Linked DNA regions of Homo sapiens: all the other regions are linked to region 2. A link is a loop called in an ENCODE intact Hi-C map of the cell type or tissue named here. Cell type or tissue: heart right ventricle. All regions are shown on one strand. Region 1 has its middle 15 kb from the start of BAMBI. Region 2 overlaps LYZL1 (lysozyme like 1). Region 3 has its middle 160 kb from the start of LYZL1. Region 4 has its middle 49 kb from the start of LYZL1. Region 5 has its middle 49 kb from the start of BAMBI. Region 6 has its middle 160 kb from the start of C10orf126.

The links. Hi-C counts contacts between places; a loop is a spot of excess contacts. Peaks named below come from ENCODE experiments on the same cell type or tissue, not always from the same donor. Only the 100,000 strongest peaks of a DNase experiment are listed, where the experiment ranks them.
Region 1: it touches region 2 in a loop (21-fold over the local background); 97 of 110 quality-filtered maps call a loop at or near these places.
Region 3: a loop joins it to region 2, with 5 times the contacts of the local background. A loop is called at or near these places in 33 of 110 quality-filtered maps.
Region 4: a loop joins it to region 2, with 2.7 times the contacts of the local background. A loop is called at or near these places in 23 of 110 quality-filtered maps.
Region 5: a loop joins it to region 2, with 23 times the contacts of the local background. A loop is called at or near these places in 58 of 110 quality-filtered maps.
Region 6: it touches region 2 in a loop (7-fold over the local background); 19 of 110 quality-filtered maps call a loop at or near these places.

The regions. Positions count from the first base shown.
Region 1 is chr10:28,660,050-28,664,049 of GRCh38, reverse strand. No RefSeq gene overlaps it. Among named protein-coding and RNA genes, the nearest start is that of BAMBI, 15 kb to the left of the region's middle. In heart right ventricle, a CTCF peak has its summit at 29 (motif pointing left); a DNase peak (open chromatin) is centred at 19.
Region 2 is chr10:29,302,286-29,306,285 of GRCh38, reverse strand. The region is part of intron 3 of LYZL1 (lysozyme like 1); the gene reads right to left. Among named protein-coding and RNA genes, the nearest start is that of LYZL1, 15 kb to the right of the region's middle. RefSeq lists an enhancer at 3,356-3,892. In heart right ventricle, CTCF peaks have their summits at 1,333 and 1,547; a DNase peak (open chromatin) is centred at 1,525; H3K27ac peaks cover 618 bases.
Region 3 is chr10:29,128,397-29,132,396 of GRCh38, reverse strand. No RefSeq gene overlaps it. Among named protein-coding and RNA genes, the nearest start is that of LYZL1, 160 kb to the left of the region's middle. In heart right ventricle, CTCF peaks have their summits at 1,888 and 2,093; a DNase peak (open chromatin) is centred at 235; H3K4me3 peaks cover 16 bases; H3K27ac peaks cover 309 bases.
Region 4 is chr10:29,238,023-29,242,022 of GRCh38, reverse strand. No RefSeq gene overlaps it. Among named protein-coding and RNA genes, the nearest start is that of LYZL1, 49 kb to the left of the region's middle. In heart right ventricle, a CTCF peak has its summit at 1,956 (motif pointing left); no DNase peak of the experiment used is centred here; H3K27me3 peaks cover 48 bases.
Region 5 is chr10:28,626,081-28,630,080 of GRCh38, reverse strand. No RefSeq gene overlaps it. Among named protein-coding and RNA genes, the nearest start is that of BAMBI, 49 kb to the left of the region's middle. RefSeq lists a silencer at 1,690-1,869. In heart right ventricle, a CTCF peak has its summit at 1,777 (motif pointing left); a DNase peak (open chromatin) is centred at 1,770.
Region 6 is chr10:29,005,654-29,009,653 of GRCh38, reverse strand. No RefSeq gene overlaps it. Among named protein-coding and RNA genes, the nearest start is that of C10orf126, 160 kb to the right of the region's middle. In heart right ventricle, no CTCF peak of the experiment used is centred here; no DNase peak of the experiment used is centred here.

The sequences.
Region 1 (4,000 bases), 640 kb after region 2:
GGTCTTTCTCGCCCTCTTGTGGTGAGAGGGAAGCAGCGCTCAGCTGGGAAGACAGCAGCTGCTGTTTGCTGTTGATACAAGAAGCAAGGTCGTTCTAGGAAATATTTAGACTCGATATTTTAATGACTCTGTCTCCATGTCATGCAATGATCTCAGTAAAAGAGGACTGTGACCCCTGTTCCCAGAGTCTTTTTAAGGCTTCAGACAATAATGAGCCAAATTCCCTTTGTGCATAAGACAGAGAAGAGGTGGTGTTACCTCCAGCAGGTGCATATATGCCATGAAGTGCAACAGTGGCCATTGTTCTAAATAAATCACCCTTGCCTAAGAGTGTGTGCCACCCACCAGAAGGGAGAGTTTCTATTCTGGGCCATCCGAGTTCATTTCTGGGTCTTAATATTTTTGAATGGAAATGTGCTAACTGAACAGTACAAGGCATCATTCCTAATCTCTATGATCTAAACCTGGCCTTTTTTTCCCCTACAAATTTAGAAACTTTTTGTTTGTTTGTTTGTTTGTTTTTGAGATGGAGTTTCACTCTTGTTGCCCAGGCTGGAGTGCAGTGCAGTGGTGTGATCTTGGCTCACTGCAACCTCCACCTCCTGGGTTCAAGTGATTGTCCTGCCTTAGCCTCACAAGTAGCTGGGATTACAGCCTCCCAAGTAGCTGGAATTAGCCACCATGCCTGGTTAATTTTTGTATTTTTAGTAGAGATGGGATTTCACCATGTTGGCCAGGCTGGTCTTGAATACAAACTTTTTGACTGACTCTGACTTTAAAAAGCAAACAAACAGGAAGCCCCCAAACAGATGAATTAAGAAATGATCCCCTCCTTTCCTGATCTATATAACACCAAATGATGGGCGACTGAATTTTTGTCCCTAACTGAAACTGACAGCATTGTATTAACAGGAACTCTTATCCAGTTGGAGACCAAAGCCAAGAGACTAACAGGAAAAATCAGCCTCTAACTCTACATTAATCCCCAGTCTATACTGATCATATTAATCATATAGTTCATGCGGATGCTAAGAGCTATGTGAGACCACATCAGCCACTCTTTAAATTAAATGATGGGGGCTGGATGCGGTGGCTCACGCCTGTTATCTTAGCACTTTGGAAGGCCGAGGCATGTGGATTACTTGAGCCCAGGAGTTTGAGATCACCCTGGGCAACACAGTGAAACACTGTCTCTACAAAAAATACAAAAATTAGCCAGAAATGGTGGCATGTGCCTGTAGTCCCAAATTCCTCAGAGGCTGTGGTGGGAAGATCGCTTGAGCCATGGAGATTGAGGCTGCAGTGAGCCATAATCATGCCACTATACTCCAGACTGGGCAACAGAGCGAGATCCTCTCTCAAAAAACAAACAAAAATTAATTAATTAATTAATAAAAATGAGGCTGGGCACGGTGGTTCACGCCTGTGATCCCAGCACTTTGGGAGGCTGAGGCGGGTAGATCACCTGAGGTCAGATGTTCGAGACCAGCCTGGCCAACATGGTGAACTCTGTCTCTACTAAAAATACAAAAAATGAGCCAGGCGTGGTGGCGGAAGCCTGTAATCCCAGTTACTCGGGAGACTGAGGCAGAAGAATTGCTTGAACCCAGGAGGCAGAGGTTGCAGTGAGCAGAGATTGTGCCATTGCACTCCAGCCTGGGTGACAGAGTGAGACTCCATCTCAAAAAAAAGAAAGATCACATCTGTCTCTGATTTTACAGTTGAGGGGACCAAGACTAGGTTAAATGGCTTCCTCAAGGTCACACCAACTGCACCGAAGCTCTGAGTTCAGGACACCACCCTCCATCTCAAAGGCTGGGAAGCTATGAAGGGATCATCACTGGCAAATAGTGGTTTGTTTCTCCTTGAACAGGATGTGGCAAGAAATTGTTAAGAGAGGGAGGAGAAGGGAAGGAGAGGAAGGGGAGAGACTTTATAGCTGAAAATATGGGCTGTTTTTGAGTTGATTAAATAACTACCACTCCCAAACTTGTCTCAGTTTCTATGAGCCTAAAGTAAGGAATTCTGGGAATGAGTTTTAGGTCATTCTTGGATTTCAGCTTTCAGTTACAGGAAGCAACCTGTCTAGGGAGCTGTCAGTAGCTGCTTTCTCCAATGCTTCATTTTATTTGCAAGGTCCTTCTGCACAGAGCTTGGCCTTCTCCTATGGAAAAATGCTCTATGGGAAATTCCTGACCCTCACACCAGTCAGGGAAATGGCTTCCATGGAAGGGACACCCCAGGGCCCCTGGGGTCCATACCTGGTTCCATTTCAAGGACCATAAATGGGAGACCCACCAATCGCTAAGGACCTGGAGATGATTTTATCTTCCAGGCTGAAACTGCCTTTGAAAGATGACGATAGTGAGGGAGGTGTAGCATGGCTGACTCCATCTTGCTCTAGCCTCACAGGCTGGCTGTCTTTGCTCACACCTGGGCATAGGCCAAGTTAACCATGGGAGGAATTTAGTTTATAGTTTAAGTTGGAAGCAAGAATGATAATGGTCCCTCCCTCAAAGTAACCCCTTCCTTGCTCAGGGACCAAAAACTAATGAAAGGCGATGAGATTAAAATTATGGGAGGGTCCTGAACTCTGCTAAAATGTAGGAATAGTTTCTATAATCCCTTACTGCTCAGGAGTTCTGTGGCCAGAAGCCACAAGATTTGTGACTTCCCCAGTTGCTCCTATAGATACCACCATTGGTGTAGAAGCTCAGATTGGTCTTTTGAGATGTTTTTCAGATATTTGCATTCTGGCAACCGACTGGCCCCACCCAGGATCGTGACTCATGACTCAACCAGTCCTGTGGCCATCAACCAGAGGCAGACTCAGTGAACAAGAAGCATTTTTCCACACCCTGTGATTTCATCACCAACCAGTTAGCAGCATCCATTCCCTAGTCTCCAGCCCACCATACTATCCTTGAAAAACCCTAACCCCAGTTTTCTGGGAGACTGATTTGAGTGACAATTCCAGTTCTTTCACACGGCCAGCCTCAAGTCAGTTAAACTCTTGCTTTTGCTCTGTCGCCAAGGCTGGAGTACAGTGGCGTGATTTTGGCTCACTGCAACCTCCGCCTCCTGGGTTCAAGCAATTCTCCTTCCTCAGCCTGTCTAGTAACTGGGATTACAGGTGCAAGCCACCATGCCTGGCTAATTTTTGTATTTTTAGTAGAGACAGAGTTTTGCCATGTTGGCCAGGCTGGTCTCAAACTCCTGACCTCAATTGATCTGCCCACCTCGGCCTCCCAAAGTGCTGGGATTACAGGTGTGAGCCACCACACACAGCTTAAACTCTTTCTTTACTGCAATACCACAGTCTCAGCGAACTGGTTTTGTCTGTAGCAGGCAGGAAGAACCCATCAGGCAATTTACAAGACCAAGAACAAGGAAGGTAGCTGTAACTTCCCCTGGGGCCCCACCCTCTGGGCTAGAACGAAGTGGGTCTACCTAAACCCAGCTTCTCCACCTGACCTTGCTCCTTCAAGCTCTACTGCCTTCAGGTCACAACTGCATGGTGCTTTTGCTCTGACTACAAGACAGGGAGAGGACACACAGGAAGGGCCCTGGGCTGAGAGTCGCCTTGACATCAGCTGTTGGCCTGGCTCTGGGTCAGACTTCACTTAGCCCCTTGGGTTGCAAAGTCCTCAGCTACAAAACAAACTGACCTGAGAAATGGCTTCTCAAGTCCCTCCTGGCTCTAGGAGTTGAAGCCTCTTTTGTGCGGCTTGCTCACACTATGCAAGATAGATAATGAAAAGGCTGTTAAAGTGGAGTCCTCGTTCTTGGTTCTTGCAGAGGCTCCAAAGACCTAGGTCAGTGATTCTCCAACTTCAGCATGCTTTAGAATCATCTGGAGTGCTTGGAAAAACAGATTCATGGGCCCCATTCCACAGTGTACAATTTAGTAAGGTTGAGGTAGGGCCTGAGAATTTGCATTTCTTCTTTTTTAAAAGTGTTTGCAATTTTTATTCCAATTACATAAAAATAAAATATATTT
Region 2 (4,000 bases):
AGCCACCGCGCCCGGCCAAGTTCCTTATTTTTTCTAGCTACATTTCAGATACTTTATAGCCACTCATGGCTAGTGGTTCTCATGTTTGACAGCACAGATGGAAGACATTTTCATCATCACGGAAACTTCTATTAGACAGCACTGGTTTAGAAAAAAAAGACAGTCATTAATTCACTAATACTTTAAGAAGGATTGGCTCTTAACTGTGGGATCACCAATGCTCTTAAGTCTTTGCTGCGTATTTTCTAAAATTTGTTTACAGTAGAAATGCACTATTTTTGATACCAGAAAAAAATAATTGTAAAAAATGCTAGCATAAAATGTTGCATTTCAGTAGAACATTGTAATACCAGATTATTTTGTTAACTCTGTTGGAAGTGGAATTTTCCCTCGAGCATGCTATTTCCCTGAGTTGCTAATTTTGTGGCTTTCTCAGTTCAGCTTCACTAGAAGATAAAGGTAGTGACAGATTTCTTTTAAGCAAATTTATTCTGAATGTGACTTAATTTTTATTTAAAACAAAATTCTATTAACCAGGAGAAAAACTGACAAAATATATCATCAGTAAGAGATAGCAATTGAAACAACATATGCAAATTCGCTGGCATTTGGTTTACAATTCTACAGTGAAAACTAAAGCTATATCAGCTTATAAAATCTCCTGCCTATCTTCTTGACATATAAATATTTCAGATAATAATAGCTATTACTACTAGCTTATGTTTTATAGAAATCTTACTCTATGTCAGGCACATGTTAAATCTCTTCACGCAAAATCTCCATCAGTTCTCTGAACAACCATTTCTGTGGGTACCATTTTATCCCCATAAACCAAGGTCACACACCCAGTTAATGAGCCTGTATTCTGATAGGGGGCTTAAATTCTGTTTTCCTCTGATCTCTTCTTCCAACAGAAGTCACTTAAGCAAAGATTCCTGCTCATAAAACACTATATGTTAATAAAGTTAATAATTAAAATATACTTTATTAATTTTTCAAGTAATTATCTATGAGGTTATCCAAATTTAAGCATTTGGTACCTGATACATGTTCAAGTTACTTAGAGACACTTTATTTCGGGTGCTTGATAAATGCTGAGACACTGTGGTTTGTGTTTGGAAGTAGTCTAGCATATTTTCTGGGAGATGTGGGTTTGGGGCGGTCTCTAGAGGTTGGAGGGACACAGATTATATAATACATAGTGAGGAGGAAGCAGATCACATTCTATTATTCTGGGATTGGAGGTCATCCCAGGCATGTACAGAAAGAGCACATTTTGTACTAGGGGCAGGGCAGTTTGATTGTGGATGCCCTGTAAGGATTTCTGGGACGGTGGGGCCATATTGGACCAGGAAGTGGACACCGAGTACAGTTGTTTGTCTCCTCCTACTTTGTTATAGCATTTAGTTGCGCAGTTGGGATGTTTTGAAAGTTGGACTTGACTGAATTTGCTTGGGAAAATATGTTAGGGAAAGTAGGGGCTGGGAAATCAAGAGCTCCCTCCTGCCTCCCAGCCCTGAGCACTGAGGTGTTGTTACAAGAAATAGCCACAGAAGGGCAGCAGAGGGGCAGAAATGAGTTCAGATGGCACTTTTTAAATGAGGACTCTTGCCAGTAATTGTTTCTGCTCAATTTACTTTAAATAGACAGTCTGTCCTGTCAAACATGAATAAAGAAAGGGTTATGTTGAACAGCAAAGAATCGTTTATTCTTCCACATCCAACAGAAAACAGCAACAATTTACACAAAAAGAGCTTCAGTCCTATTTTCAGTTATGTTAGTTCTACTTCAAAGTATCTGTGTCTCTCCTCGGCATCCTCCTGCCTCCCAAGTGAAATCTAGCAGCCACACACCCTCGATGTTCATCTCTTTCCCCTGTGAGATGACAAAGGCCAATTCAGATACCAGGGTGATGAAAAATAAAATTAATATAAGTGCACTAGACTACACTAGATAGAGAGTCAATAATCATTTTTTCCTCAAATGCTCTTATTTTAATGAAATCTGTGCTGTTGGGGGTAAATACTGTCATCACATCAGGCATTTTGTACACTGTGTGTATGTATATGTGTAGGTATATGAACGTGTGTGCTTATGTATGCTTTGTATATATGAATATAGCATCAATTTTCTGTCCAAATAGTTTAGGGAAAGTAGGAAGGCATTTTAGGAATACAATTTGGAATGAGAGTGAGGAGACTGTCCAGCTTCAGAAAATGGTCACGGGCTAGGTGCAGTGGCTCACGCCTGTAATCCCAGCACTTTGGGAGGTCAAGATGGGAGGATCGCTTGAGCCCAGGAGTTTGAGACTAGCTTGGGCAACATGGCGAGACCCCCTTCTCTACCAAAAACAAAAAGAAGAAAAAGATCATGAAGTGTATCCATGCTGTACATGCATATAACGTCACGTACCTTGTAAACACACCCTAATGCTAACTTTTTTTCAGTTTCCCATGACAAATGTCCCTACTTCTGTAATATGTGGGACAGAATGACATTGTTCTAATAAAAAACTCTCTGGCCTGAGGCTAAGGGAGGCCTTTCATGGAGGGTGGTTAGTTATAAAACCAACATCTTGTTTTCTATTTTAAGGCTATCCCCCAAAATCCCATGCTCTTCACGATAAGAAAACAGATATGAGTGTCCTTTTACCTCTGACCATGAACCGTCCAACACTTTAATTTCTTAGAATCTAAGATTGTCTTGCAGATAGACCTTTGCCCCAGGCTTCCTTAACTGGAATGAAACTGAACAATGTTAAATTAGTAATCTGCATTTAAAGTCCAACATGACCACGATGGAGTCACAGATTTCTCTTCCCACTGTAAACAACCAGAAGACTAGACAAAATAGATGAAAAATTGTTTTCGGATATGGACAACTGGCAATGCAGGATCATGATCTTTGAGAGAGAGAAAAACACAGTGAACCCTGTGACTGCCATGACTTTCTGCCCAGAGGAGCTCTGCAGACCAGGAAGGTAGAACCAGGCAGGGGATGGCCATCTAAGAGGAGGAGACAGACATCAGACGCCAAGGCAGCTCAGATTTTGTGGAGAATACCTGGGAGGCAGGAGCTACCCAGAAGAAGAGCAGCAGAAATCTGCAAAGGGATTCCACCCAGTCTTTGACTGAAGGCTAAACTGGGTATGCACAGGTAAATTTCCACAGGGCTAGGCAGAGAACTACCCCAGGGAACAGGGCAATTACAGACCTCGCGGGGCTGGAAGACATTTGATTTCTGACTAGCCCAAGGGAATAGACCTTGCTGAATCCTCAGCACATTCAAAAGAGACACTGGATGCTTAGTTATGCCTTGGTAGTGGGACTAAACTAGCCCTACCCTAAAAACTACTCCAGAACTTCACTAACAAAGTTTAAGAGTTACGCTGATCAGAATAAACTTAGCTGGTTGGAAAAGAAATTCAACACTCTTTAAAGGAAGACACATAGTCTAGACACTCAACAATGTTGCATATGAGGCAGGATAGGTAGGCAAGGAAGCAACTGTGTCCGCGGGGTACGGCAACTATGGTGACTGGCCAGTCAACACGATGAGCCTCAGCATTCACACTGAAGGCCAGCTCATTCAAACAAAGCTGTCTCCAGAAGGGAATTTCCCCTGTAGGGAACATGCGCATTTTGACTTTACCTGTCCTCAAACTCACGCTTTGCTCATTATAATAATAAAAAACACACACCTGGGTGGAGATTTAAGATGCTAATGAGACATGCGACATATGAACATCCATGTACAGCTACTGCGCAAATGCACGAAGAGGACCGCCCAGAACATGCTTACTAGCAACACCTCTTCCCACCCGTTTATGAATAATCATGGAAGACTCCATTAAAGGGAGCATCCCTCGTGCCGGCCTTTGATGTCTCATCCTTACGAGCAGCCTGCCCTGAAGTTTCTCTCAGGGTGTACTGTCCATTCTGCACCTAACTTACAAAATATTCTTTTTCTTTTTCAATAAATTAGTCTATGCTACATCTCC
Region 3 (4,000 bases), 170 kb after region 2:
TAGCCTCCTGCCTGCAGAGGCCCTTGTAGAAGTCCCAGTGGCTTGGCCGGCCACCTTGGCCCCACTGCTGAAAGGAGAAGGCAGATGAATGTGAAAGTCAAAATCAGATCCCTCCAACCCTCTAATTCATGTTCGTCTTCAAAATGTCTTTCATCTGCAGCTTCATTTATTCCATCGTGGCCCGGTCTGTTTGTTTTCATGATTCAGAGGAAGCAGCACAGAGCTTATCATCCACGCACAGGCAGAGCTGCACTGGCTCTGGGAGGAGGCCCCAACTGGGCTCCTGCTCTGCAGGGGCCCTGGCTTCGGGCCCAAGCCAATTGTGACCACTTTGTCTTCTTGGCAGTCCCCATGGGTTCAGACTCTGTTGTAATTTATGGGCAAAACTCCTACCTCCTGTCCACATCCTAAATCTCAAACTTGGTTTCTTCTCAACTCCAGATACAGGATAAGCAAACAAACCACCAAAAGACTCCAACCTGGAAAATTTCGGCCTTCATCCCACCATCCCAACATAGTGTGCATTAGAAGAAGGAGCTATGTTCCTCAATCCTGAAATCTTTTCTTTTTAGCAGTCACCCTTTGTGGGATTGTGTCCAGATACCCAGGACTGCATTTTGAGACCACAGCACTTTCTAGAGGAAAACTCCAGACTGCTACTAGATTCCTTGTTGTACTCCATGGCCAGCTTCTTTTGGAGATGAAGCATCTAAGCTTTAAGTCAAGTCTGCAAGTTTGAGCATGATTCAAATGTTGAATAAAACCTGGAGATGACAACTTTAATTATTAGGAGGATGCGTCACTTTTATATTATATTCAACAGTACTTAAATCCAATTACAACCACGCAGCTTACAGTACTTTTCTTCAAAGCTATTTCTGCAAGGTAGCAAATGAACCATCTTGTAACCGCATCAAAAGGAAGGTGAGGCCTTCCTACAGTCAGCTGAACCTTGGCCTGACTCTGACCTGTGCTTCATGGCCACCTAAGTATCTAGGACGTATGTACTTAGGTGGTTGTGTCCAATAGTCTGTCCTTGTGTGCAATTGTGATAAAACTTAATGACATCTTATACAATCTGTTTAATTACCTTCAAAGAGACAATGGTGTACCTGGCCAAGAATGGTACCACTTAGGAAGCGAACAAAGGCAGGGAAGGACAAAGAAAAGAGCACCTTTTCTAGCTGGGTGCACTGGTTCATGCCTGTAATCCCAGCACTTTGGGAGGCTGAGGCGGGTGGGTCACCTGAGGTCAGGAATTCTAGATCAGCCCGGCCAACAGGGTGAAATCCCATCTCTACTAAAAATACAAATATTAGCCAAGTGTGGTGGCACATGCCTGTAATCCCAGCTACTCAGGAGTCTGAGGCAGAAGAATCGTTTAACCCTGGGAGGTGGAGGTTGCAGTGAGCCCAGATCGCACCACTGCACTCCAGCCTAGGTGACAGAGCGAGACTCTGTCTGGAAAAAAAAAAAAAGAACACTTTTTCCAGAACAACTGGGGCAATTCTTCTCACCTTGCATAAGAGGACAAATTGCTGTTGGATGGAGGGTTTGGTGGAAGTGGGAGGTAGGATGTTAGCCCCATTTCTTTTTTTAGGATAAAGAGTAGGCAAGCAATATTTGACCACAGCAGGTAGTAGTGAAAGGGACATCAGCTTTCTTATTTTCATTCTACCGACTTTTGTTGACAATTATGGTCAGAGCAATCATTTTATACATGCATCACTATTGTACAGTAATCCATTCCCATGTCAATACTGGGGAATTCACATGTATTTTTTCCTTTTAAAGAGGTTTCAAAAAGTAATAAAATTAGAGAAATACTGATTTGCTGAGTATGATGCACCTGATTCTACCCTTAGAATATCCCACCTTAGGATGGGAGGAGGTCCTTATTTTTGCTCCCTGGGGGTGCACTGGGGACCTTTCCTTTGAACTGGGAAGAGAATTTAGTCAAATGGCCCCTAGTGGCCTGAAGGAATTACTGCAGTTTCCCTAAAATACACATCTTCATTATTGATCCCTGAATTCAACAGATTTCCAGTGTGTGTTTACTAAAGATAATGAACTTGTTACACAACAAAGAAAACAAATACACCTGGAATTAGTACGCTGCACTGACTTGCAGTATCACTAGGAGGAGCCCTTGCTTTTTGCTAACAGTTATAATGCCAATGGTTACAAGAATAACTTTGTGTTTTAAAAAATTAGGTAAAAATTGGCCTGATGCGGTGGCTCACGCCTGAAATCGTAGCACTCTGGGAGGCCGAGGCAGGTGGATCGCCTGAGCTCAGGAGTTCGAGACCAGCCTGGGCAACACGATGAAACTAAAAAAAAAAAAAAAAAAAAAAAATACAAAAAATTAGCCTCGCCCTACTCGGGAGGCTGAGACAGGAGAATTGCTATAACCCAGGAGGCAGAGGTTGCAGTGAGCTGAGATCATGCCACTGCACTCCAGCCTGGGCAACAGAGTGAGACTCCGTCTCTTAAAAAAAAATGTAAAAATTAATTTCTAACACTTATCAAAATAATAAATTTATATTCTTGCTTGTTTCAGAAAGATTTTAGGATCGTACAGGAATATGTAAATTACAAAAGAATATATAAAGGCAAAATAAAAACATAAGAAGAATGTAAATGAAAGCTCTGAATGAAGTTAATTCTCCAAAAGATAGTACGCTCTTCTGTTTCAGAAATTTCTGAGATTATGATTTTGCTACTCATCCAATGAGCTTATTGTCAGATTTGTCCAGAAATGAGGTGCACAACTATTAATATTATTCTCCACTGCGCTGTTAGAACACTTACTCTGTTAAATACATAGTAATGATCCTAAGTTTCATAGTGTCCACAAAACTCTATGGCATAGCTTAAATTAAAAAAACAGACAAACTATAACAACAAAACCCAATATGCCCCTAATTTCCTTCCTTCTGTTACAAACATATTAAGAATTCCCGGCCAGGAGTGTAGCTATCTGTAAGTATTTTGGGAGGCCAAAGTGGGAAGATTTTTTGAAGCTAAGAGTTTGAGAACAGCTTGGTCAATGTAGCCAGACTCTGTCTCTACAAAAAAAAAAAAACTTTTTAAATTTAACCGGGTATGGTGGTGCATACCTCTAGTCCCAGCTACTCAGGAGGCTAGGGCACGAGGATCACTTGAGCCCAGGAGTTCGAGGTTACAGTGAGCTATGATTCCACTACTGCACTCCAGCCTGGGCAACAGAGCAAAGCTGTCTCTTAAAAATAAATAAATAGAAATAAAATATAGAATTCCTTAGCTCACACTTGGTTAGGGTTGGGCTAAAGAAGAAATGAACTCACTTTTTCACCTCTTATTTCCAGAAATCATGTATTAGGCAAGAGTATAAGGCCATATTTTTCATTTTTCAAAAATCACAAGAATAACACTCTAATCCAGAATAACAAGAAAGGAAGAACAAAACTGAAATCACAGGGCTTAAGAAGACTTTGCGAACCCAAATTCCTAGGTTTTTCACAGTTTTTCTTTTACGTAAGCAAATACTTCCCGACCAACTTTTTATTCTGACTCCAGATTTTTTGATTCAGGATTATAGGCAGACTTTCTGACTTCTGTGACTTTTTTCTCTTAAAAACTCTGGTCATTCCCAATGACTAGGAGGTTTTTTTGTGTGTGTTAAAACAATTGTCTCTTTTCACAAACTGGCATTTCTGCCATTTTGCATAACATTACAGAGCTCTTTCTCTATGGATATGAAAAGATAAGGCTAGAGTTGTATTCTGTCACTTCTCTTTTTTCCCTCTGTGAACTTTGAAAATTTCAGACAGGTCTCCAGTTAAGTTAGACAGTTTATTTTGGGCCGGGCGCAGTGGCTCATGCCTGTAATCCCAGCACTTTGGGAGGCAGAGGTGGATGGATCACCTGAGGTCAGGAGTTCAAGACCAGCCTGACCAACATGGTGAAATCTCGTTTCTACTAAAAATACAAAAATTATCTAGGAGTGGTGACACGCACC
Region 4 (4,000 bases), 64 kb after region 2:
GGAACTTTCAGGGAAAAGTAACCCCACTCTTTCTTCCCTTCCCTCCCCCTCCTTTCCCTTCCCTTTTCCTTCCTCCCCTCCCCTCCACTTCTCCTTCCTTCCTTCCTCTTCTTTTCTTTCTTTCTCTCTCTCTTTCCCTTCCTTCCTTCCTTCTGCCCCCCTTTCTTTTCTTTTTCCTTCCTTCCCTCTTTCTTCGTTTCCTTCCTTTTCCTTCCTTCCTTCTTTCCTTCTTTTCTTTTCTTTCCCTTCTTCTTGAGGCAGGGTCTCACTCTGTCACCCAGGCTGGAGTGCAGTGGAGTGCTCATATAGCTCACTATGGCTTGTGTATTTGTGTGTGTATGTGTATGTGCATACAGATAGGGTCTCACTGTGTTGCTCAGGCTGATCTCAAACTCCTGGCCCCAAGCGATTCTCCCACCCCAGCCTCCCAAAGTTCTGCGATTAGAGGCGTGAGCCACACACCCAGCCCCATCCTCTCTATTTCTATCCCGATGGAGGGAATGTCACTGCTCTGACACCCCTCCTGGCCTTCCCACCTTATTAACAATCCCTGTGAAAGCCCTGTGGCTTATCTGATCGGTACATTCAGGACAGGACACTGAGAACACCCTGATCTGCTCTGGCTCCAATGGGCAGCCCGTGCCCTGCTGCAAGCGGGAGTCTTCCAGCTCCTGCAAGGACTCTGCCTGGGGTGGAGGACAGCGCCTTTTGTCCAAGCTGCACAGCGGTGGGATCCCTCTGTCTACTACGCCTGGGGTTCAGAGGCCTAATCTATGGCAGATTTGTAAACAGCCTGTCCTCCATCCATAATGAGCAACACTCCGTGCAAGTGTGTTTGTTTGTGCGCATGCTCAGAGGCAGCCCAAGGCTGCTACTTGGCGCTTGGAGTTCATGGAACATTTGGTTGCCAGGCAGTTAGATGGTCAGCAGCTAAACTTGGCAGAGGAACTACTGTTTTCAGTGGTTTCTCCCTCCTCTGAATTACTTTCTTAAAAATAAATTTTTAAACATAAGCCCTAAATTTTACGCCAAGCCGCAGAGTTCAATTTAGCATTTTGGGGTAGTTATTTTAATTTATTTTTACCTTGTATTCTTCAACAAGCAATCAGGAGTAAAACACCAAGAACTGAGCATTATCCTCGCATGACAGATGTGAATAAAAAAAAAAAACAATTTCTTTTAAATCTTACTTTTATAGAACGAGTGACTATCTTTCTTTACAGTTGTCATTTATTTCAACATGACACTATCCCTCAAAAAATATTTTAAGACATCTCTTGGGCTTTTCATGAGGTTGTTTATAAGCTAACACACAAAAGAAGTGTAATTCTTTTATTATCTCACTGTTTTTTTTTTAAATAGGTAAAACTCTTAATGTTTTCTTTGATCACCTTTTCCCCAGATTAAATATGACCTCAAAATTTTTCATAAAAAGGCTTTTAAAAAATCATTCTTTCCAAATCTTTTAATTAAAAGGATGAGACAGTCTCTGAAAGTAACTATCAAGGGATTCGCATATATAACTCTGAAGAAACTGCAATTATGTAAGTAAGTTTACGGATTTTTATGTTAAAATACAAGTCCCATGGCCTTGTAGATGAACTTCATAAACTTCACAGACTCCCTTGCAGCCAGTGCCAGAAGCTACCCATATGTGATATTTCTGGTTCTGACTACTTTACCTAAAAAAAATGTTAGAGAAGCAAACACAGAGGAGATCACTTAGAAGAATGGTTAAGTAAATTCGCTTAAGTAAGTTGAGAAGAAACCCAGGATAATATTTAAATCAATGCCATGGAACACTTTTGACACATAGTACTTTGTTCTATATTCATCAGGAATGAGATGGGAGTATAAGAGCTGGTGACAATTAGGGATCATCTGACCTTCTTTCCTGCGGGTCCAGGGTACCACTGGGCATGTTGTGCACTGCACAACATCATGGCGGATGGCTCCTCCTAGAGGCTCCTCCTAGAGTTGCATGGAAACAACTGTAACGGCCGCCCTGGAATGTCTGGACAACCACCTCCAAATAAACTCACACTGGTAGAGATGTGCGATGGCAACAGGAACTCTAAAAGTAACAGGGGCAGGTTGGAAAACTTCCTTTGTCAGGAAGGTCAGAAAAATTCTTAAGAGCTTGACAGTTTCACAGGAAGTGTGGAAACACAGCACAAGGGACCTTCATGGCTTAGTGGTTCAGAGCCTGGGCTTTGAGTTTGCACACACTTGGTTTTTAATTCCGACTCTGCCACTTTGTAGTTCTGTGACCTTGCGTAAGTTCTCATCAGTGAAAATTTTTGTCTGTTTTGAGACAGGTTCTCACTCTATCACCCAAGCTGGAGTGCGGTGGCACGATCACAGCTCATTGCAGCCTCAAACTCGTGAGCTCTGGCGATCCTTCCACCTCAGCTTCCTGAGTAACTGGGACCACAGGCATACGCCACCACGCCTGGCTAATTTTTTCAGTGAAAATTGAAGAACAATAGGGAATACTCAACAGGCTCTCTGTGAGGATCTAATGAGACAATGTCTGCAAAGCGCATCTGGCACATCACAAGTGTTTAAGAAGGGTGACATTTTGTTATTTTCACAGGCTGGAGAATCTGCTAACTTCCTGGGCCACTTGGCTCAGAGAGCCTAGGATCCCATCAGCAATAGCTGTCACCAGGCTGCTGACGGTTGTTCTTAATATTGCATTTTTCACAAGGCACTTTCAAAAGTGCATTCATTAAAACCATCTCCTTGGAGGTGGTAGGGGCAGAAGATTACATAGCTCATGGTAATGCAGATTGATACAGAATAGAAATGGCTTCCCATGGGTAATAACACACGAAACATCCCACCCTCCCCAGGGGTTAGCATGGCAGGGCACACATGCAACTCCTCTTGGTTCTGCCTGAAGATCTGAAGTCTTCCTACACTACTCAGATAATTGTCTTTGCCTTCTGGTTATTAAAATATCACAAGGGGCCCCTCAGAGAAATAAAAAGAAGAGGTCACCAGGGCCAGAGAGACGGGGAGTGGAAAGAAGAGACTTAAAAGTGCCTTATCAACATGTCTCACCCAGGCAGCCAGAAGATTTGTTTGAGCCATGGAATAATATTTATCCTGCATGCCACTGACCAAGTTCAGCTCTCTTTGATCTGTTTCTCACTGCAGATTTTTTTTTCCTTTTTTAAAGTTTTAATTCCTTCTGCCTAGAGGGTAACAAACAAGTAATGAACTTGGTAGTGAATTCCTAAAGAATTCAGAGGATTAAATATGCCCGCAGGACTCAGAATCCCTCTGACCTCATCCCGGTTTCTCTCTCTGGACTCACCTATCCATAGTTAGCACAGAAACATAGCATTTCACTGGGTCCTACTTAATCTCTTCTCAAATCCAGAATTGTTTTACATTCAGCATGCAAGGGCAGTCTGGCTAAATTCAGATCATGATTGCATTCTTTTAAAAAATTTTAATAATATATTTTCTTTAACCCAGTATGTCCAAAATATAATAATCTCTTCATGTAATTGTTATTAAAATTATCAATGATAAATGCTTGATAATATATTCATAATATATGTTACATTCTTTTTTTGGTACTATATCTTTGAAGTCCAGAGTGTATTTTCCCCCTACAGTACTGTTCAAGTGGTAAGTGCCTACCATATTGGCCAGAGCAGTTATAGATTAAGAAATGGAACTTCAAAGATTAAAACTTCTTGCCTGCGATCAAGCAGCAGGGCTTCTCCAATAAAATTCAGACACGTCAATCTGACACCTGGGCAGATGTAGATCATGACTATATTTTATTTTTAGGCTTCTTCTAAAATATTTCTTATCTCAAGAAGGTGCTTTTATTTTTTAAGTTTCCTGAATGTGTTTCTTGATATTTTGGACATGGAAAAGTGATGCAGGTAGGACCTGAAGTCAACGAGATTTCTCAGCCAGTAATGCTGGCGCTGGTTGCTGGTATGTCTTAGTTTCCTTATCTCATGAGCCAAATGCCTGC
Region 5 (4,000 bases), 680 kb after region 2:
GTGTGAGCCACCACATCTGGCATATGGAGCATCTCTCATGTGCCAGGCCCTACTGTAGGTGTGGGGACCGAGCAGTCAATAAACAAGACCAAGTCCCTGCCCTTGGTGAGTTTATTTATTACTCGAGTAGCAGGAAAGAAACCATAAATACGTTAAAAATAAAATGACCTTTCCTGATACAGATAAATTAGTGTAAACTTAGAGAGGGCCACATGCCATGAAAAAAATACGCAGAGTGGGCCGGGCATGGTAGCGCACGTCTGTAATCCTAGCACTTTGGGAGGTTGAGGCAGGCGGATCACCTGAGGTCGGGAGTTGGAGACAAGCCTGGACAGCATGGTGAAATCCCTTCTCTACTAAAAATACAGAAATTAGCTGGGCATGGTGGCGGGCGCCTGTAATCCTGGCTACTTGGGAGGCTGAGGCAGGAGAATTGCTTGAACCTGGGAAGTGGAGGTTGCAGTGAGCCGAGATTGCGCCACTGCACTCCAGCCTGGGTGACAGAGCAAAACTCCATCTCAAAAAAAAAAAAAAAGAAAAAGAAAATACCCAGAGTGACAGGATAGCGAGACTAGGAAGGGAAGGTCCCCCGGGGAGGGGCACTGCAGCCAAGACCTAGGAGGTGTGAAGGAACCAATCACCTGAGACTCTTGGGGGATCATTCCAGGCAGAGGAAACAGCTGGAGATAGCAGAGTGGATCTGCACTAAGAAGGGGCATTTGCCCAGCTCTTGAACGATGCTGGGTGCAGATACCTAGAGGAAGAGGCGGGCATTCCCAGGAGAAAGGGGCAAGAGGAGCTCTGACAAGGGAGGGCACACACCGGCAGCAGGTAGAAGAAATCAGTGCAATGTTGGGTGGACGTGGGCAGTGGCAAGAGCTGTCAGGGAGGGCTCTGGGTCAGCTTGCTGGCTGGGATGAGCCACCCAGTGACCCCGAGTCCTCTCCAACCTGCTTCTTAGGAGAGGCTGATGCCATCCTATGAAACAAAGCAGCTACTGTGCATGCTCCGGAGGGAGCTTGGCAAAGCCGGCCGAGGGCCTGAATGTTTCCATTCTAGGGTGGTTTTGTGCCAATATATTCTGAACCCAAAATCAAGATTCTTTGTCCATCAGGTATAAGTACACTTATGCTACAGGATGGACTCTGGAGGCCAATGGATAACTCTCCTGTGCTTGCAGCCTGTGACGCAGTCCTGCTCTCAACATGTGGGTGCTGTCCACCTCCCTGACTCTGCAAAAGAAGCCACTGTCCACCCATACCCAGGTAGCTCTGCGAACAAGGTGACTAGAGCAGAGGCAGAAGAGGTTTTCGAGAGGACAAAGCCAGCAGTGGCTCAGTTGTGGAGAGAAGTGAGTCATCATGGTTAAGTAGCCAGCACGTTGTATGCACTTGCACGGTGTCAGGCCCTGTGCTCAGGGCTTTCGTCACCCGTATCCCTGCCAGTCATCCTACATAGGATAAAACAAAACCCAGCATTCTCTGGGTCAAGTTGCTTGTACATGGCAAGTCAACAAGGAGGGGACAGAATGAGGGTTTGAATTCAGTAGATCAGCCTCCTGAGACAATGTATAGAACATCTTCCCCCAAAAGAGGTATATGTTCATTAAGTTCTCCGTCATTTCCCCCTTCCTATGTCTTTAGGGATTTACTTGAAGTTCTGACATTTACTTTGAAAGTGCAACCACCCTTCTCTTGCCCCATCCCTAGTTTCCCAGGGAGGCTTCTCACCGGGTAGTACCGGCTTGCTGAATGTAGCTCAACACCGCCACCTGGTGTTGAAGGCCCACGACAAGCCCAGTGGCCACCACAGACGTGGCTGAGACCCAGTGTTCCTGACCGCTGCTTTAAAAGGTTTTGTATTTTTTTTCGTTCTGACTCCAAAAGAACATGCTCATTGTAAAACATTTCAGTATGCTTGTAGGGAGTAATTGGAAAAGCCTGCTTGCACAATAGAACGTGAAACCTCCTCTGCTTTGACCTCCATAGGGATATTTCTCTAATTATTCCTGTCCCCAAATTCCATCAAATTGTGTTTGCTTTTGTGATGACAGTATATATGTAAATTTTTTTTTTTTTTTGAGACAGTCTCGCTTTGTCACCCAGGCTGGAGTGCAATGGCGCGATCTCGGCTCACTGCAACCTCCACCTCCCAGGTTCAAGCGATTCTTGTACCTCAGTCTCGCAAGTGGCTGGGACTACAGGCATGCACCACCACACCTGGCTAATTTTTGTATTTTTAGTAGAGATGGGGTTTCATCATGTTGCCCAGTCTGGTCTCGAACCCCTGACCTCAAGTGATCTGCCTGCTTTGGCCTCCCAAAATGCTGTGATTACATGTGTGAGCCACCATGCCCAGCTTATTATAGTTATGTAGGATGATGGCTTTATTCTTAGGAGAGTCACACTAAAGTGTGTAGGGGTATGTCCCACCGTTTCTACAATTGGCTTTCAAATGGTTCAAACAAAAGAGCATACAGAGACAGAGAAAGAGAGGTAGAGAAATAGGACCACGTTAATCATTGAATCTCAGTGGGGAATATACGAGTAGGTGCTCACTGTATAGTTCTTTCAACTTTTTATACGTTTGATATTTTTCAAAATAAGAAGTCACAGCATCACTGTTGAGTGAGGAGAGAGGAGAGACAGCTGGAATGTCAAACATCCACACTTAGAAAAGCTGACATGAGTGCCCTTCCATATGAGTGGGACTCCTAGGCACTGCATGGTGCTAACGAGCAAGCTGAATGATGTGGGATGGATTCCAGCCAAGAAACTCAATGGTAGCATTAAACCTTCTTGGAGATATGCAGTCTTCCCCTGCCTGAGAAGTTCAGTGGCCCCAGCCAAACAAAACATGGTAATTCTTACACGGCATTAAATGCAATTCACCAGAGTGATTTGCAGCAAGAACCTCCTATTGACCATCATCAGTGATTCTTTGGAAGCAGAGAGGATGCAGACAAGGGGGTCCCCATGATGAATGGCTGCCAAGGCATCAGTGGAAAGGCTTGACATTTGCTCTGCAGTTTGCATTGACCTTGTCCCCAGGCACAGTTTTCCTCTTTCCTGGTTCAACTACATGGTAACAGCTCAGTTCCTTCCTCTAGTGCTGGACACAGACACATTTCTCTTCCTAGGTTCTCACCTTCATTCTCTACCAGCGGCTTTTCTAACACTTTTCTGTTTTTACACTAAAGCAGGAAATGCTAGCTCCAGCAAAGTCCACATGGAAAATAACAATAGGTGAAGAGACTCGATTAAGGTTCCCAAAGTGCTAGTTGATATCTTGTCTTGCAGGGTTGGGGCAGAGGGGAACGGGCATGTGTGGAAGAAGTAGAATGAAAAGATCTCACTAGGATCGTGGGAACCAGAGAGTGCGTCCATTTCTGAAGTTAATCGCTCCCGTCATCTGACAAATTCTTCTGGGAGACATGCATTTAACCAAAGTAAATGTTGAAAAAATTTTGCAATTGGTTCACATAATTGGAAACCCCACTGAGGGAAAAGCAGTGAAAAGGATTTTGTAATGAAGCCTCTCCTTCCCCAGATCTGCATCTTTTTGTCCCAGGCCTGCCTGCAGGGCTCCACTGTTATGATGTCATCCCTGTGAGATTTCTTGAAGGCAATTCACACTGTGTTCAAACTGGAAAGTTTTTTGCACATTTAAAAGAGGACCCTCGGCTGGGCGCGGTGGCTCACACCTGTAATCCCAGCACTTTGGTAGGCTGAGGCGGGTGGATCACCTGAGGTCAGGAGTTCAAGACCAGCCTGACCAACATGGTGAAACCCCATCTCTACAAAAATACAAAAATTAGCTGGGCATAATGACAGGTGCCTGTAATCCTGGCTACTCAGGAGGCAGAAGCAGAATTGCTTGAACTTGGGAGGTGGAGGTTGCAATGAGCCGAGATGGTTGCAGTGAGGTTGAACCTGGGAAGCAGAGGTTGCAGTGAGCCCAGGCTGCACTCCAGCCTGGGCAACAGAGTGAGACTCTATCC
Region 6 (4,000 bases), 300 kb after region 2:
TGTCTGAGCCACCCGGTCTATGGTATTTTGTTATGACACCCTGAGCAGATCATTACAGTACATGAGAACCATCTAGGGACCTGGTTAAAACAGATTATTGGCCAGGTGCGGTGACTCACGCCAGTAATCTCAACACTTTGGGAGGCCAAGGCGGGCGGATCACAAGGTCAAGAGATGGAGACCATCCTGGCCAACATGGGGAAACCCCATCTCTACTAAAAATACAAAAATTAGCTGGCGTGGTCGTGCGTGCCTGTAGTTCCAGCTATTCAGGAGGCTGAGGCAGGAGAATCGCTTGAACCCAGGAGGCAGAGGTTGCAGTGAGCCAAAAGCACGCCCTTGCACTCCAGCCTGGCAACAGTGCAAGACTCTGTCTCAAAAAAAATAAAAACAAGAAAAACAAACAAACAAACAAAAAACCAGATTCTTATATTCTTATTCAGTAAGTCAGGGGATGGGGTGGACCTCCCAGGCATTGCCATTTTCCCAGTCTGAGTCCATGAACCAGGAAAATGGCATTGCCTAGGGGACTTTCCATTTCACCTAGAACCAAATTCAAACTGTTCATTTGACCTTCAAGGCCCCACAGATCAGGAGCTCACCATCTCTCTGACTTCATCTTGTCCCACCCTCTCTCTCACCACACTTCGGCTTTCCACCCTCCTGTCTTCTCCCCAAAAAGGCTGGGCTTCCTTTCCTGTTCTTCCTGCCTCAAAACCTTGGCACTTGCCTTGTCTTCTGCCTCTGCCCCTCGCTCTTTGAATGATGGGTCCCTTCTCATTGTTCTTGCTCAGCCCCAATATCTCCTCAGAAAGAACACAACCACCTTGTATAAAGGGACACATCTCCTGTCCCAGATCTGCCACCCCTCCCTCAGCCTTTCCTAGCCTTTGTCTCGATCAGAAACAATTTGGTACTATTATAAATGGTCTGTTATCTGTCTCCTCCACAAGAATGCAGCCTCCACAAAAGCAAACTCTTGTCTCTCTTGTTCATCTAAAAATATTTGTTGGTTGAATAAATTAGGTGATAATCTAACTCCTCATAAGGGTGAAATATTGTAATAATAGGAATACTCCATTCCCTCATTTGTGGGTAAATGAAGACATCAGATTCATGTGCTGGGTGTTTACTGAAGTCCTTATCTTGCCTGGCCCCTGGTTTCGGGCTCCCTGCTGTTCTCTCCCTCATAACCCTTGTTTGTATCTGAGCCAGGTCTGAGCAGGGGAGAACAGACATCCAGAGCTTCAAGGACATCAATTGCTAGATCATGACATCAGTTTTGAAACTGGCCAGGGAAGAGTGCTGGGCCCCACTGCAGCCCCTCAATCAGTCTTCCTCCCCCACTGTCATGACTGAAACTTGCCCCAGCTTTTCAACTTAGCACCATGTCTTCCTGCCTCTAAGCCAAGCCCCGATTCCAGCGTGTGGGGCTGGTGCTTGGACACACTGTCTGCTTTGTGCTCCTGGCCTCCCATGGGATGCTAAATTCCGCCCCCACTGGCTCCTGCCTCAAGAACTACTTGTGGTCCTGCCATGAATGAAAGAATAAATGAATAGATTGCACAGAAACAAGATGCGGTCAGCTCACACCAACTCACTAGAGCCCATGGCACGCATCTCTTTCCACTTGCACATTCAGTGACTTCCTTCACAGTGGGGGCTTGCAATACTCCACACTGGGAGTATTTATACCACGGAAATCAGCAAATGCTTCAAACCAGGACTATGCTTCCCCAGAGACCCAGTTGTTAAACATTTACCAGCACCCCACTGGCTGAAGTCCATCTAACGTGAAAAAGCTTCTGCTCTCTAGAGGCCTCCTGCTGCTCTGCAGAACGATCCAGAGGAATGTATCACGGGGAGGCCTCCATCCATCCCCCACCACCCAGGCCTGCATTACCTTGGGCAACTGCCCGCTCAAATTTCTGTTCCTGATTCCTGCAGCCAGGTTATTTAACCGCACTCCTCGCCCCTTGAATCCTCGCACCGTACGCGCTTGCCTTAGTTCACGCTGCCCTCACAAAATACCTTAGACTGGATAATTTATAATAATAGAAATTTATTTTGCACAGTTCTGGAGGCTGGGAAGTCCAAGAGCAAGGCACTGGCAGGTTCAGTGTCTGGTAAGGGCTTGCCTTCTGCTTCCATGCCGAGCTCTCAGGTGGCTGAAGACATGAGTGCTGTGTCAGCCTATACCAAAACAGCAAAAAGGCCCAACAGGCTTCCTTGAGCTTTATGAGGGCACTAATTCCACTCAGGAGGACAGAGCCCTCATGATCAAATCCTAAAACCTCCATCTCCTAACACAATTGCATTTGGTGGGTTTTTCCTTTCTTTCTTTTTTTAAATTTTTTTTTTATTTGATACGGGGTCTCGCTCTGTTGCCCAGGCTGGAGTGCAGTAGCACAATCATAGCTCACTGCAGACTCAATCTCCCAGGCTCAAGTGATCCTCCCACCTCAGCCTCCCAAGTAACTGGGACTACAGGCACACACCACCATGCCCAGCTAATTTTTTAAATTTTTAGTACAGACAGGGGTCTCACTATGTTGCCCAGGCTGGCCTTGAACTCCAGGCTTTAAGCAATCTTTCCACCTCGTCCTCCCAAAGCACTGGAATTACAGGTGTGAGCCATCGTGCTTGGCCAGGATTATGTTATAACATAAATTTTGGAGAGACACAAACATTCATGCCACAGCAGCACCCCACAGATAACCAGGTCTCATTGGCTTTGAGTCTTTAAACCGCATCACAAATTCTGACAAATGTGCTGGGTACTCTACAAGATACTAAGAGAGACACAAAGACCAGCAAAACCCTCAGTGCTTAAACACAACACAATATAATTTCAAGGATACAAAAAAGAAAATCATTAGAGTTAATGTTCACTCTCTTTCCTCCAAAATTCTTTTCAAGATACTTTTCTAACTTTTCACAAACCATAAATAAACAGTTTAGATCACTGATATTATCAAAGGTACTGGCACAGGTATGCAGTCTGTCGACCAGAAAAGAGAAAATGTCTCCAGGTGTCAGAAGGGGAGGCCCAAGTATCACATATTAATTACACACCACTTGGAGACACTCTTTATTCCTGTCCAGTTACATTGAGACCTCTGGTTACCAACTAAGGGAGGGGAAGAGTGATGATCAATAGCATCTAAGGGGCTTTTCATTTTTGTTTATTTATGTATTTATTTTTGAGACAGGGTCTTGCACTTTTGCCCTGGCTGGAGTGCAGTGGCGCGATCTCAGCTCACTGAAGCCTCAATCTCCCAGGCCCAAGCAATCCTCCCACCTCAGCCTCCCAAGTAGCTGGGACTACAGACGCACACCATGAGCCATGGTGCCCAGCCAAAGGGGCTTTTTAGTACTCTGGGCAAGCCTATCTCCTGGTGGCTACTCCCTTTCTTTGTGAAAAGCTGCTGCTTTAAGATATTGCATTGTTTATTCTACATGCGTTTATCTCTTATTTCCACAATTGGATTGTAGGTTCCTTAAAGACAGAGATAGCAGCTTACACATTTTTTTACTTTTTTCGGGCTTCAGCAATGTTGATAACATTAAAATTGGACGGGTGCGGTGGCTCACACCTGTAATCCCAGCACTCTGGGAGGCCGAGCTGGGCGGATCACGAGGTCAGGAGATGGAGACCATCCTGGCCAACGCGGTGAAACGCCGTCTCCACTAAAAATACAAAAAATTAGCCAGCCATAGTGGCGGGCACCTGTAGTCCCAGCTTCTCGGGAGGCTGAAGCAGGAGAATGGCGTGAACCCAGGAGGCAGAGCTTGCAGTGAGCCGAGATTACGCCACTGCACTCCAGCCTGGGTGACAGAGCGAGAGTCCATCTCAAAAAAAAAAAAAAAAGCATTAAAATTAAAATTGTCTATATGTCAAAAAAGAAAAAATAACTTTAAATACATTTTGGTTTTTTAGAGACAGGGTCTCACTCTGTCACCCAGGCTGGAGTGTAGTATAAATACAATTTAAAGGCAG